Regions from separate parts of the Homo sapiens genome. Here region 1 is linked to region 2. A link is a contact called in ENCODE Hi-C or POLR2A ChIA-PET data. All regions are on one chromosome and are shown on one strand. The core of a region is the stretch at or near the end of the contact, and the rest is flanking DNA. Distances in the headings are between cores, read along the strand shown. Region 1 has its middle 38 kb from the start of MMP12. Region 2 holds the start of MMP12 (matrix metallopeptidase 12).

The links. Hi-C counts contacts between places; a loop is a spot of excess contacts on that map. ChIA-PET counts read pairs that join two places held with the same protein, here RNA polymerase II (POLR2A). Pooled maps may share reads with other maps.
Region 1: POLR2A ChIA-PET joins it to region 2 with 17 read pairs in A673. The contact joins the enhancer-like site here to the promoter of MMP12 in region 2. A Hi-C loop is called at or near these places in 2 of 50 pooled maps. POLR2A ChIA-PET finds 5 or more read pairs at or near these places in 2 of 52 experiments (A673 and Panc1).

Annotation. Positions count from the first base shown.
Region 1 is chr11:102,909,945-102,915,629 of GRCh38, reverse strand. No RefSeq gene overlaps it. Among named protein-coding and RNA genes, the nearest start is that of MMP12, 38 kb to the right of the region's middle. Within about 2 kb of position 3,657, at least 3 of the 41 ENCODE cell types and tissues checked have a DNase peak (open chromatin) inside an H3K27ac peak, as active enhancers do.
Region 2 is chr11:102,870,801-102,876,629 of GRCh38, reverse strand. MMP12 (matrix metallopeptidase 12) reads left to right here and starts at 1,648. Exons shown (of 10, transcript NM_002426.6): 1 at 1,648-1,794; 2 at 3,518-3,765; 3 at 4,678-4,826; 4 at 4,911-5,036. The coding sequence starts at 1,693.

The DNA.
Region 1 (5,685 bases), core at 2,408-4,907, 37 kb before region 2:
ATTCTTTCTTCTGCTTGACTAAGTCTGCTGTCGAACCCCTTATCTTAATTTGTTGGGCTACTATAACAAAACACCTTAGACTGTGTTGCTCATAAACAACAGAAATTTGTTTCTCAAAGTTCTGGAAATCGAGAAGTCCAACATCAAGGTGCCAGCAGATTTGGTGCCTGGTGAGGGCCCACTTTCTTCATAGAGGAAGATCTTTCCACTGTAACTTCACATTGTATTCTGCAGCTCCAGAATTTTTGTTTGGATCTTTTTTATATTTTCTCTTTGTTGACATTCTCATTTTGTTCATGTATCACTTTCTTGAGCTCTTTAAGCATCTTTATAACATCTTGACTTTTTTCAGGCAACTCATATACCTCTGTTTCTTTAGGATCATTTTTTGGAGGTTTATTTTGTTCCTTTGATTGGGCCAGGCTTTCTGTTTCTTTGTATGCCTTGTAACTGTGTTGGGATCTACACATTTGAAAAAACAGCCACCTCTCCCAGTCTTTATGGGCTGACTTTGAACAGGAAAATACCCTCACCAATTATCCCAGCTAGAGATTCTGGGGGTCTCTCAAACTTTTTCTGTGGGTGCATTATCTCTGTCTTTGAGCACATAAATTCTGAATTAGAGGGATTTGCCAGTTTATTTTTGGAGGAGCTCACGATCTCTTGCTCCCTCTGGTGTCTGTCTGCAACACTGAAGATTTTCTGGAGCTGCTTCAAGCTGCCCCATTCTGTTTTGGCTTTAGCAACCTCCAGGCTTCTAGCATATTCCAGGTCCTGTCAGTGCTGTGAGACTAGGGATACAGAAACCAGTGTCTTGGGCAGCTCCCAGAATAGTTGGAACATGGACATACATGGAATTCTTCTCTTTCTACCCCAACGAGGAGGCTATGGAGCTGTGTTGGCCTCTATCTGCTATACCACAGGTCCTCCTAAGCAGTATCAAGCTGCCCAATTCTTTTGTTGTCAGTGGTCCCTACATCTCTATATTGTCAGGTCCTGTCAGTGCTCTGAGACAGGTGAGACAGAAACCAATCCCTTGGCAGCTCCCTGAAAAACTAGAACATTGAACACATGCTCCAGTAATTTTCCTCCCCAGGGAAAAGCCAGGAGTTGGTGGTTTTCTCCTACTTATTTTACAATGAGCCAGGAGGAGCAAGTACATCAAGTGAGTGCTGCAAATCTTCACCTTTGTTCTTAGCAGCCTTCAACCTGACACTCTTTCCTGTCTGCACTTAGATTCAGGCAAGACAGAAACCAGTCCCTTGACCAGCCCCCTAAAGAGTCTGAATGTTGGATGTACTGTCTAGCCTTCTCTTTCCCTCCGCAAGCAGAAGACAGTAGCTAGAAGTTTTCTTTTGATAATTCACACTGAAATGGGAGAAAGGACTATGGTGAGTGAGTGCCATGAGTTTTTCTACTGGCTTTAGTGAGGCTGGTTTTGCCTTCCCTTGAAGTGCAGGAACCTCCTAACTTGTTTCTGGTTTTCTTATAAAGGGAATTGATTTATGTATTCTTGTTGATTCAGTGTCTCCCCGCAGGGAAGTAGAGTCTGGCCCTTCCTATTCTGCTATCTTGCTGACATAACCCCTTAGATGGTTTATATTTTGTGGTTTGCATCTTAATTTGCCAACACTCAGCAAAGTATAAATTTTACTGTATGAAAATTATACATATTTTACTGTATGAAAATTATACATAATTATGTATGTAAATTATACTTCAATGAATATGACTTAAAATAAACTAATAAAAAAATTAATGTAACAAAAAGTTTAAAAAAATCCAAACAACGATATAACCTAAACTCTCCTGGATATTCTCCCTTGATACCCAGCAATTTATGTATCATTAAGTTCCATTTAGAATACGGCTTTGTATCGATAAAATTTTCTTTTCTTTATATTTTTTTGGTAGAGATAGGATCTTCGCCATATTAGCCAGGCTGGTCTTGTACTCCTGGACTCAAGCAATCTGTTCACCTCGGCTTCCCAAAGTGTTGAGATTACAGGCGTGAGCCACTAAAATAGGCCAAAATTTTCGAATGTATGGTCTGTGCTTACCTCTGGTTTAAATTTTTTTTCTTTCTATTCTCAAGTATGATTTTAACCAAATTCTAAAATTTTCAATACCATGGAGAAGATATCATACAGGGTTCATCATTTCTAAATAAAAAGTAAATTTCATTCTACATTCATCACTGCATTCTCAGTGCCTGAAAAATGTCTGGTACATAATAACGTTCAGTAATTTTAAAAAATATATAAATGAATAGAATGTCCTTTGACAATTCACTGTCAAAGTGGTTAAGAAAATTAGGCTTCAGAGTTAGCTCCTGTTTTTGAATCTTGACTTTGCCAGTTAGAAGCTGTGTGGCCTTGGGTAGTCTGAGGCTCATTACCTCTGTTTGCAAAAGGGGATAATAATAATGCTTATGTCACATGAAAAGTGCTTGGCTTAATGAGAGCTTAACAAATGACACACTTCCCTTGTCTAAGTGTTGTTATTCAAATAATAATTTCTCATCAATTCTTTCCTACACATTTTCTTAATTGGCTGATTACTAGCAATCTGTGTTCATTCCAATCAATTTTGAGGAGACTTGAAATGCCAACAAAACTGTTTCTTTACAGCATTTCACTTTTACTCTCAAATATAATTACATTACTCATTTCCACTTTTAGCAGTTGATAGAACCTAGCAAATGACCAACATAAACTATGCCTTCAATAAATGTCATGTTCCTTATTCACATATTTATACCCACTGTGTTTAATTTTCTCAAAGTTCTTCACTTGGTACAAGAACTATATTAGAGTGGAGCCACCTCATCTCATCTATTCCTATCTCATTCCACTTGCTTTCCTGTTCACAAGCCTGACCCTAGCGGGCTTCTGGTCTGATTTCCTCTTGTTTCTCCAGTTCTAGTTTCCAGGAGGCTTTAGCTTCTGGCTCTGTTCTCTTGGGCTCCTCACCTTAGCTCTCCTTACAACCACTATTACTGATGAATCATAGGATATCTTTCTCCTCCATGCCTCATCCACCATCCACTGTCATGAAAGAAAAGCAACAGTTGATATCCTGCAGGCCCAGACGTTGACAGTGTTTGTTATATTTGCTTCAAGCTGTTGTTTTATTTCTATTAACAATAACTTATTATATATGTATGTACAGTATATTATTAAATATATTTATGTTGTAGGAAAAACTGGGTTCTTGTCACACGACCAAGAAAGATTGTTATGCGTGTCCGTGTGAAGAGACTGCCAAACAGGCTTTGTGTGAGCAATAAAGCTTTTTAATCACCTGGGTACGGGCGGACTGAGTCCGAAAAAGGAGTCAGCAAAGGGAGACAGGTGTGGGGCAGCTTTACAGGATTTGGGTAGGTAGTGGAAAATTACAGTTAAAGGGGATTGTTCTCTTGTGGGCAGGGGCAGGGGTCACAAGGTGCTCAGTGGGGAGCTCCTGAGATTCATTGTCCAGGAGAAGGAATGTCACAAGGACAATTGATCATTAGGGTGGGGCAGCAACAAATCTCTATGGTGGAATGTCATCAGTTAAGGCAGGAACTGGCTGTTTTCACTTCTTTTGTGGTTTTTCAATTGCTTCAGGCCATTTGGATGTGTTCGTGCAGGTCACAGGGGATATGATGGCTTAACTCGGGCTCAGAGGCCTGACAAAGATTAGGCTTGCAGACACTTTAAAGGGTGAAGAGGAACAGAATGTATTGGCTGAAAGGGAAAAACAACACAGCAAAATGCGATGAAGCCCTGCTAACAGGCTCTCCACCTCACCAATTGAATCCCAGGTTTCCGCACAGGAACAGGAGGGGCCAGGCTCCTTCCGACTACAAATGGCGTAAACTTCCGTGGCTCCACCCCGTTCTCCCAGTGCGCAGGCTGGTTGGAGATGCTCTGGTGGCCCCTTTATACTTGGCTGTCTCCTTTATATATAGTAATTTATAATATTTAATATTTCTATAATAATTTATTTCTTTGGCAAATATTTAATATACTTATCACAGAAAGACAATATTACAGATAGTGTTGAAGCTCCCCCTTCCCTATGAATCTAAAAGTTTTCTTTTTGAACTAAAACTTTGCTCATTGTTTTAGAGTGATGCATGTGTGACTGAAAATTACTTGGTAAAATTTAAGTAGCTCCTAAAGAGTGTGGTGATGAGATCAGCTTAGGAGTCCTTCTCTTCTCTCTTTTTTTGAAGCATGCCTACCAGAAGCTTCTGGTAGGGGGCCACACTATGAGAATTACTTACAGTTTTACTCCTACTCTAATTATCCTCACTTAACGCAACTCAAAATTTGCATAAATCAACAAAGCTTCAGAATGCATTTCTGCTGCTCTTCAACAAGACCTGGAGACTGACACTCACTTCTATACAATAAAAGCAGGCAGATGATTTAGCTTTATTGAACCATAAACTTTTGTGACAGAACCAATTTCCTTCTTTTTCATTCTTCCCCTTTTAGGAAAAGCATATTTTTATTTGTTTGTTTTATAGCAAAATATTACATTAGTTTTGCCTTGAGATGAAGTCAAAATTAGCAACAGAAAGTTTTCTTGATCTTGTAGACCCTCCATCTGAATAGGAAGCTAATGCTGGAGAGACCTGACACTTCATTTCCAGTAGAGTTAGGGCTGAGCAGGAATTGATGCAGGCAGGAAGGGATGGAAAAAAGACCCTAAGAAATGGAAGGGGTCTGAGGCTATCCCTTCTGAAGCACATTCCATTCCAGACAGAAAGGTGATAGGAAAATGGAAGGACCATTTTTTTTTATTGTACTTTAAGTTCTAGGGTACATGTGCACAACGTGCAGGTTTGTTACATATGTATACATGTGCCATGTTGGTGTGCTGCACCCATTAACTCGTCATTTACATTAGGTATATCTCCTAATGCTATCCCTCCCCGCTCCCGCCACCCCATAATAGGCCTCGGTGTGTGATGTTCCCCTTCCTGTGTCCAAGTGTTCTCATTGTTCAATTCCCACCTATGAGTGAGAACATGCGGTGTTTGGTTTTCTGTCCTTGTGATAGTTTGCTAAGAATGATGGTTTCCAGCTTCATCTGTGTCCCTACAAAGGACATGAACTCATCCTTTTTATGGCTGCATAGTATTCCATGGTGTACATGTGCCACATTTTCTTAATCCAGTCTATCATTGTTGGACATTTGGGTTGGTTCCAAGTCTTTGCTATTGTGAATAGTGATGCAATAAACATACGTGTGCATGTGTCTTTAAAGCAGCATGATTTATAATCCTTTGGGCATATAACCAGTAATGGGATGGCTGGGTCAAAGGGTATTTCTAGTTCTAGATCCTTGAGGAATCGCCACACTGTGGAAGGACTATTTTAAAGCAACGGCTCTCAAGCTTTAATCCATATCAGAAAATATAGATTGTTGAGTCCCATCACCAGAGATTCTGAAGCCTTAGGCCTAGGGCCACTGGAGAATTAAAATTTCTAACAAATTTCCAGGGGACACTGGTGTTGCTGGTCTGGGGACCACATTATGAGAACCACTATTTTATACCAATCCCAATACCCAGGTCTATGCATAAATGCATAACATAAGATTCTCTTTTGTGTAACAAACTGAACCTCTGTAAGCTTCCGGATATTATTGTCATAACTATGGGTAACACATTGCAGTGGGATCATTATGATT
Region 2 (5,829 bases), core at 399-2,898:
TCAACATTTATTACTATTCCTGATAAAGAGGCTTTGTAGACACTTTAAAGATTTCCCCCCATACAAATTTAATAGCAGACATAAATTGTATATCTGCTCATGTGCTGTATGCATATCTGTCTTTTATACACAAAAATATATATTTTTGCCTTTGATGACCAATTTTTCACCCAGTTGGGGGTGATATCGCCCCCATTGAGAAAGGACATCTTAATGGAGTAGCCTGTAATCTACACCACAAGATCAGTAAGTGACCCATGACACCAGTGTCACCTGGTCTGATGTGGCATCTCACCAGAGGATTGATAACAATTTTCTGGAAAACATTTATAAAGCCAAGTGATCTGGATTTAGAGATACTATTTAGATCACAGAAGGCAAGTCTGTTAAACTTTGTGTCATTAAAAAGTGACATTCTCACAGCAGAATAACCAGCTGTATTTGTAGGTTAGATAGACACAGAGAAAACAAATCAATGGCTAGAGAGAGGAGAACAGATCAGCAAGAATCTGCATAGTTCTCTGCAAGAGTGAGGCAAGATAATTTTTAAATTGGAAAATTATTTTTTTCTATATTTTTCTCCTTTTCTTTAAGCCTCACTCAAGCAGCCAGCAGACTGTTTCCCAGGCCACTGAGGTGGGTAAGAGCAATGGCTAAATCTTAACACACTCTTACGTGCACCCTACCGCACCATCCAGACCGTCCCCATACAATCAGGAGGCAGCGAACTTATGGTGTGATTTGAAGGGGTGTTGAGTAGAATCTATCCTCACACCGCAGCACCACTGCTTGCAATTCTACCTTTGGAATTTTATTCCCTGACTTGTAAAAGTTTTTAGTGCTTAAATATTCTCTATTGAGTAAGAGACAGATTCTGTGCAATGGGACAATTAGGTCAAGAGGGAAAGAAGCTGAGGTGATAGGCAGATAGATTCCAGAGGCAAACTTTTCCCATCTGCTAAAGTTGAAAAGAGTTAACCCACATCCTACCAACGCTAGACAATCTAGGATGTAGGGAAAGTTTGTCTCTGGAATCTATCCAGGTACCCAGTTGGGACTGAGCTTCAGCTTAGATGTCTGAAGATGTTAAGTTATAGAATCAGGATCTGAGCCGGTACAACACGTGGAATAAACAATGAAGTCGATGTTACAAATTTTTTTTTGCTACATGTAAAATCTCTGTATCACATTTCTCTAGGGAGCTGGATTCCGTTTAGAAAGCACTCATTTACTCCAGGAAAAGGATTTTATTTAATCTTTCAACATTTACTTTAAAAACTTTTTTTTATCTATAATGAATATAAGGAAAGTATTATAATGAAAATCAAGAATATCAGGCTTTAAGAAAATATATTTTAAGTTCTCCTTCTCTTTTAGTTGCTTGATATTTCTTTTACAAGGGCTTATTTTGTAGGATAGGTGGACGTAGAGGCTTATTTATCATTTTGAAGGTACATACTCTGAATTGCTTGAGTGATGGACTAGATGCTAATTGATCCATTGTCGTCTGAATAAAGTCATGCTTTTGTTTGCATGTTTTTGAGATAGATCAAGGGATGATATCAACTATGAGTCACTCATAGGATTCATATTCACAGAACCCGGACTAAGGGCTATATAAAGAGGAACAGTTCAGGAACTTAGGCTAGAAAGGAACACAGTAAACTGAATTGATCCGTTTAGAAGTTTACAATGAAGTTTCTTCTAATACTGCTCCTGCAGGCCACTGCTTCTGGAGCTCTTCCCCTGAACAGCTCTACAAGCCTGGAAAAAAATAATGTGCTATTTGGTGAAGTAAGTATGGACACTACAGTATTTATCGAGCTTGATGTTTGTCTTTAAGATTTAATTGCATTAACCAGTTTGTTTGTTTGTTTGTTTGTTTGTTTGCTTTTACGTATCAGCTGAAAATTGGTCTAGGAGGCTGTCTGCTTTCAGTATTAAGTTTTACTTTGTCAAAGAGGAATATAAAAAAGAGGTATTGGTTTTGAAGGACTGTTATGAAATTGGCAAGTGAACTTGTTTCTTCTTCTAAAAACCTTTGGCCAAGAAATTTCCATTCAATATAATTGGAGTTCACTTCTGTTATGGTATTTTACACTAATCATTAAATGCCAGTTAATAATCTGAGATCTGAACAATGGCAGGATTAATATAACCACTTCAGGCTGCCATGATAATTTAAGCATATTCCCTTTACCCTCAGTCATCTCAGTTATATCTTTACAGCTTTTCTTTTTCTTTTTTATGGAGATGGGGTTCCACTATGTTGCCCAGGCTCGTCTGTAACTTCTGGGCTCAAGCAATCCCCCGCCTCAGCCTCCCAAAGTGATAGGATTACAGGCGGGAGCCACCATGCCAGGCCCCATCTTTATAGCATTCTTTATGGATTTTTTTCAATTCTTAAATTCTTTTCCTTAATTAAAAGAGTTTGGTCTCCCTATTTTCTAAGATGATTTTAACATTGAATTTATCATAGTTATCCATTTTGTTTAGCTTTGAGTTTTTAAGCAAGAAATTTGTGTCCCAACTTATATTAATAACATTAATAATTCATGTATCCTTTTGTTTTCTTTTCTTTTTCTTTTTTTTTTTTTTTTTGAGACAGGGTTTTACTCTGACACCCAGGCTACAGTGCAGTGGCACCATCTTAGCTCACTGCAACCTCCGTCTCCTGGGTTCAGGTGATCCTACTGACTCATCTTCCCAAGTAGCTGGGACTACAGGCATGTGCCACCACTCCTGGCTAATTTTTGTATTTTTAGTAGAGACAGGGTTTCACCCTGTTGCCCAGGCTGGTCTCAAACTCTGGGGCTCAAGCAATCCTTCCACCCTGGCCTCTCAAAGTGCTGGGATTACCGGTATGCACCACTGTGGCCAGCCTGGGTGACCAAGAGAAACTCCTCTGTCTTAAAAATGAATAAATGACGTTTTAAAAAAGATACTTCCACTGGGATTCCGGGAATAAATCTAGCTAATAGTTTATGACATGTCTTTGTTTTTTTGTTTGTTTTTGTTTTTCTTTTTTTTGAGACAGGGTCTGTGTCTGTCATCCAGGCTGGAGTGCAGTGGTACAATCACGGCTCACTGCAGCTTCTACCTCCCAAGCTCAAGTGATCCTCTCACCTCAGCCTCCTGAGTAGCTGGGACTACAGGCATGCACCAACGCTCTGGGATAATTTTTGTGTTTTTTGTACAGAGGAGGTTTCGCCATGTTGTCCAGGCTAGTCTTGAACTCCTGGGCTCAAGAAATCCTCCTGCCTCAGCCTCCCGAAATGCTGGGATTACAGGCCTGAGCTACTGCTCCTGGCTGACATGTCTTTGATAGCACAAAAAATTAAGGTTTTTTTTCCTGATTATAATTAATTGTCCAAAAAACAATAATCTAACCTGTGAGTAAGATGTGCAAAATTCCTGGTCCAAAAGCATCAGTGTGCAATTGAGTCATATATGTGGAGCTCCCAACAGAAATTTTCTGTGTGTACTTACACATTGCTGAATGTATTTTTTTTTCCAGAGATACTTAGAAAAATTTTATGGCCTTGAGATAAACAAACTTCCAGTGACAAAAATGAAATATAGTGGAAACTTAATGAAGGAAAAAATCCAAGAAATGCAGCACTTCTTGGGTCTGAAAGTGACCGGGCAACTGGACACATCTACCCTGGAGATGATGCACGCACCTCGATGTGGAGTCCCCGATGTCCATCATTTCAGGGAAATGCCAGGGGGGCCCGTATGGAGGAAACATTATATCACCTACAGGTAACGTTGGTGTATGTCGCCCTGTATTTTTCTACTTTCCCATAGGTCTGACTTCTAACCTGAACCAGTTAGACAGCCCTAAATCTGGAAGTAGATAAAGTAACCTCCCTCCATTGTTAATGCTATCTCTGCTAAAATTCATTTTCTCTAGAAGGAAGAATTGTTCACTCAGGGGAGAATTGTTTGGCTTGCCAGTCCAAAGCAGATTTTAAAAGCTGCAAATAGGCCAGGCACGGTGGCTCACGCCTGTAATCCCAGCACTTTGGGAGGCCAAGGTGGGTGGATCACGAGGTCAGGAGATGGAGACCATCCTGGCCAACATGGTGAAACCTCGTCTTTACTAAACACACAAAAAAATTAGCTGGGCGTGGTGGCGCGCACCTGTAGTCCCAGCTACTCAGGAGGCTGAGGCAGGAGAATGGCGTGAACCCAGGAGGCGGAGCTTGCAGTGAGCCGAGATCGTGCCACTGCACTCCAGCCTAAGTAACAAAGTGAGACTCCATCTCAAAAAAAAAGAAAAAAAAATCTGCAAATAAAAGGAGAATGAAGCTAAATTTACTATAAATAAGATAATTTACTATAAAGAAGAGACAGGGAAGTTTATAGAGTAGTCAAGATGGATAAATGCAGAACCTGGGAGCAGGAGCAAAAAGCATAACCTTCTATGAAAGCAAATCCTTCACAGTGATGATCTGTGAGTTTTAAATAGGAAGAAATTAAGTTAGATTTTGGTTAAGGAGGAGGCTGTCCAAGAAAAAATGTTTCTGTAGTTAATGAAGCAAGTTTTAAAATCTGGACTCTTGATTTATGAAATGATCCATTTTCCAATTGTGCTAGCAAAAATGAAGTATTGTGGTAAGACAAAATAACACTGCCTTCCATACATTTTTCTCTCTCTTTTTGCTGATAAAGAATCAATAATTACACACCTGACATGAACCGTGAGGATGTTGACTACGCAATCCGGAAAGCTTTCCAAGTATGGAGTAATGTTACCCCCTTGAAATTCAGCAAGATTAACACAGGCATGGCTGACATTTTGGTGGTTTTTGCCCGTGGAGGTAGGGAACTTGTATTTCATCTTTGTCATTTGGCATGATCTATAGGATGTATAGAAGGACTAATTTTCTTTCCTTTTCCAAAAGCTCATGGAGACTTCCATGCTTTTGATGGCAAAGGTGGAATCCTAGCCCATGCTTTTGGACCTGGATCTGGCATTGGAGGGGATGCACATTTCGATGAGGACGAATTCTGGACTACACATTCAGGAGGTGGGCAAAACAAACAAACAAACAAACAAAAAACTAAGCAAACAGGAAAGGAAAACAACAAAAACCCTAACAAATTCAAAATTCTGGTTTCGAGAGACTACATTCTGACAAATGATTATATGATGGAAAATCTTGTTCTGATTATAATTTTGCCTCTAAATCAAATTTAACACTTCGTATGGGTCTCAATTTTACTCTCTGTAAATTGAGGATATTAAACTAGATCATCTTGAAGATCAGCTCTAACAATCTATGAGGATGCTATGAACTATGAGCTAGTTCATTAGCATAAGCTCAGAGGAACCTTAAGAAGCATAATATGAAAAGGTAAAAGCTGTTAATTAGGTGGTAAGTTTTTTTTTTTGAGACAAGGTCTTGCTCTGTCACTTAGGCTGGCATCACGTATCATGATGCTAACTTACTACAGCCCGGAACTCCTGTGCTCAAGCAAACCTCCCACTTCAACCTCCCTAGTAGCTAGGACCACAGGTGTGCGCTACCCACCCGGCTAATTTTTTAATTTTTTATAGGGACAGGATCTTGCTATGTTGCCTCGAGATCCTCCTGTCCCAGCCTCCCAAAGTGTTAAGATTGCAGGCAGCCTAGGTGATAAGTTTTTGACCTAGTGAAATCCATAAGCTCAAAAGCAAACACATACTAATTCTGTGTGTGCCAACAATTAGAGGATAAGATGGTCATCTGTATGATTCATAATATGCTGACAATTTCTTAGATTCATAGTGAGCAAGAAAGAAAAAGTTACAGAGAATCTAAGCATCCCTATAGAGAAACA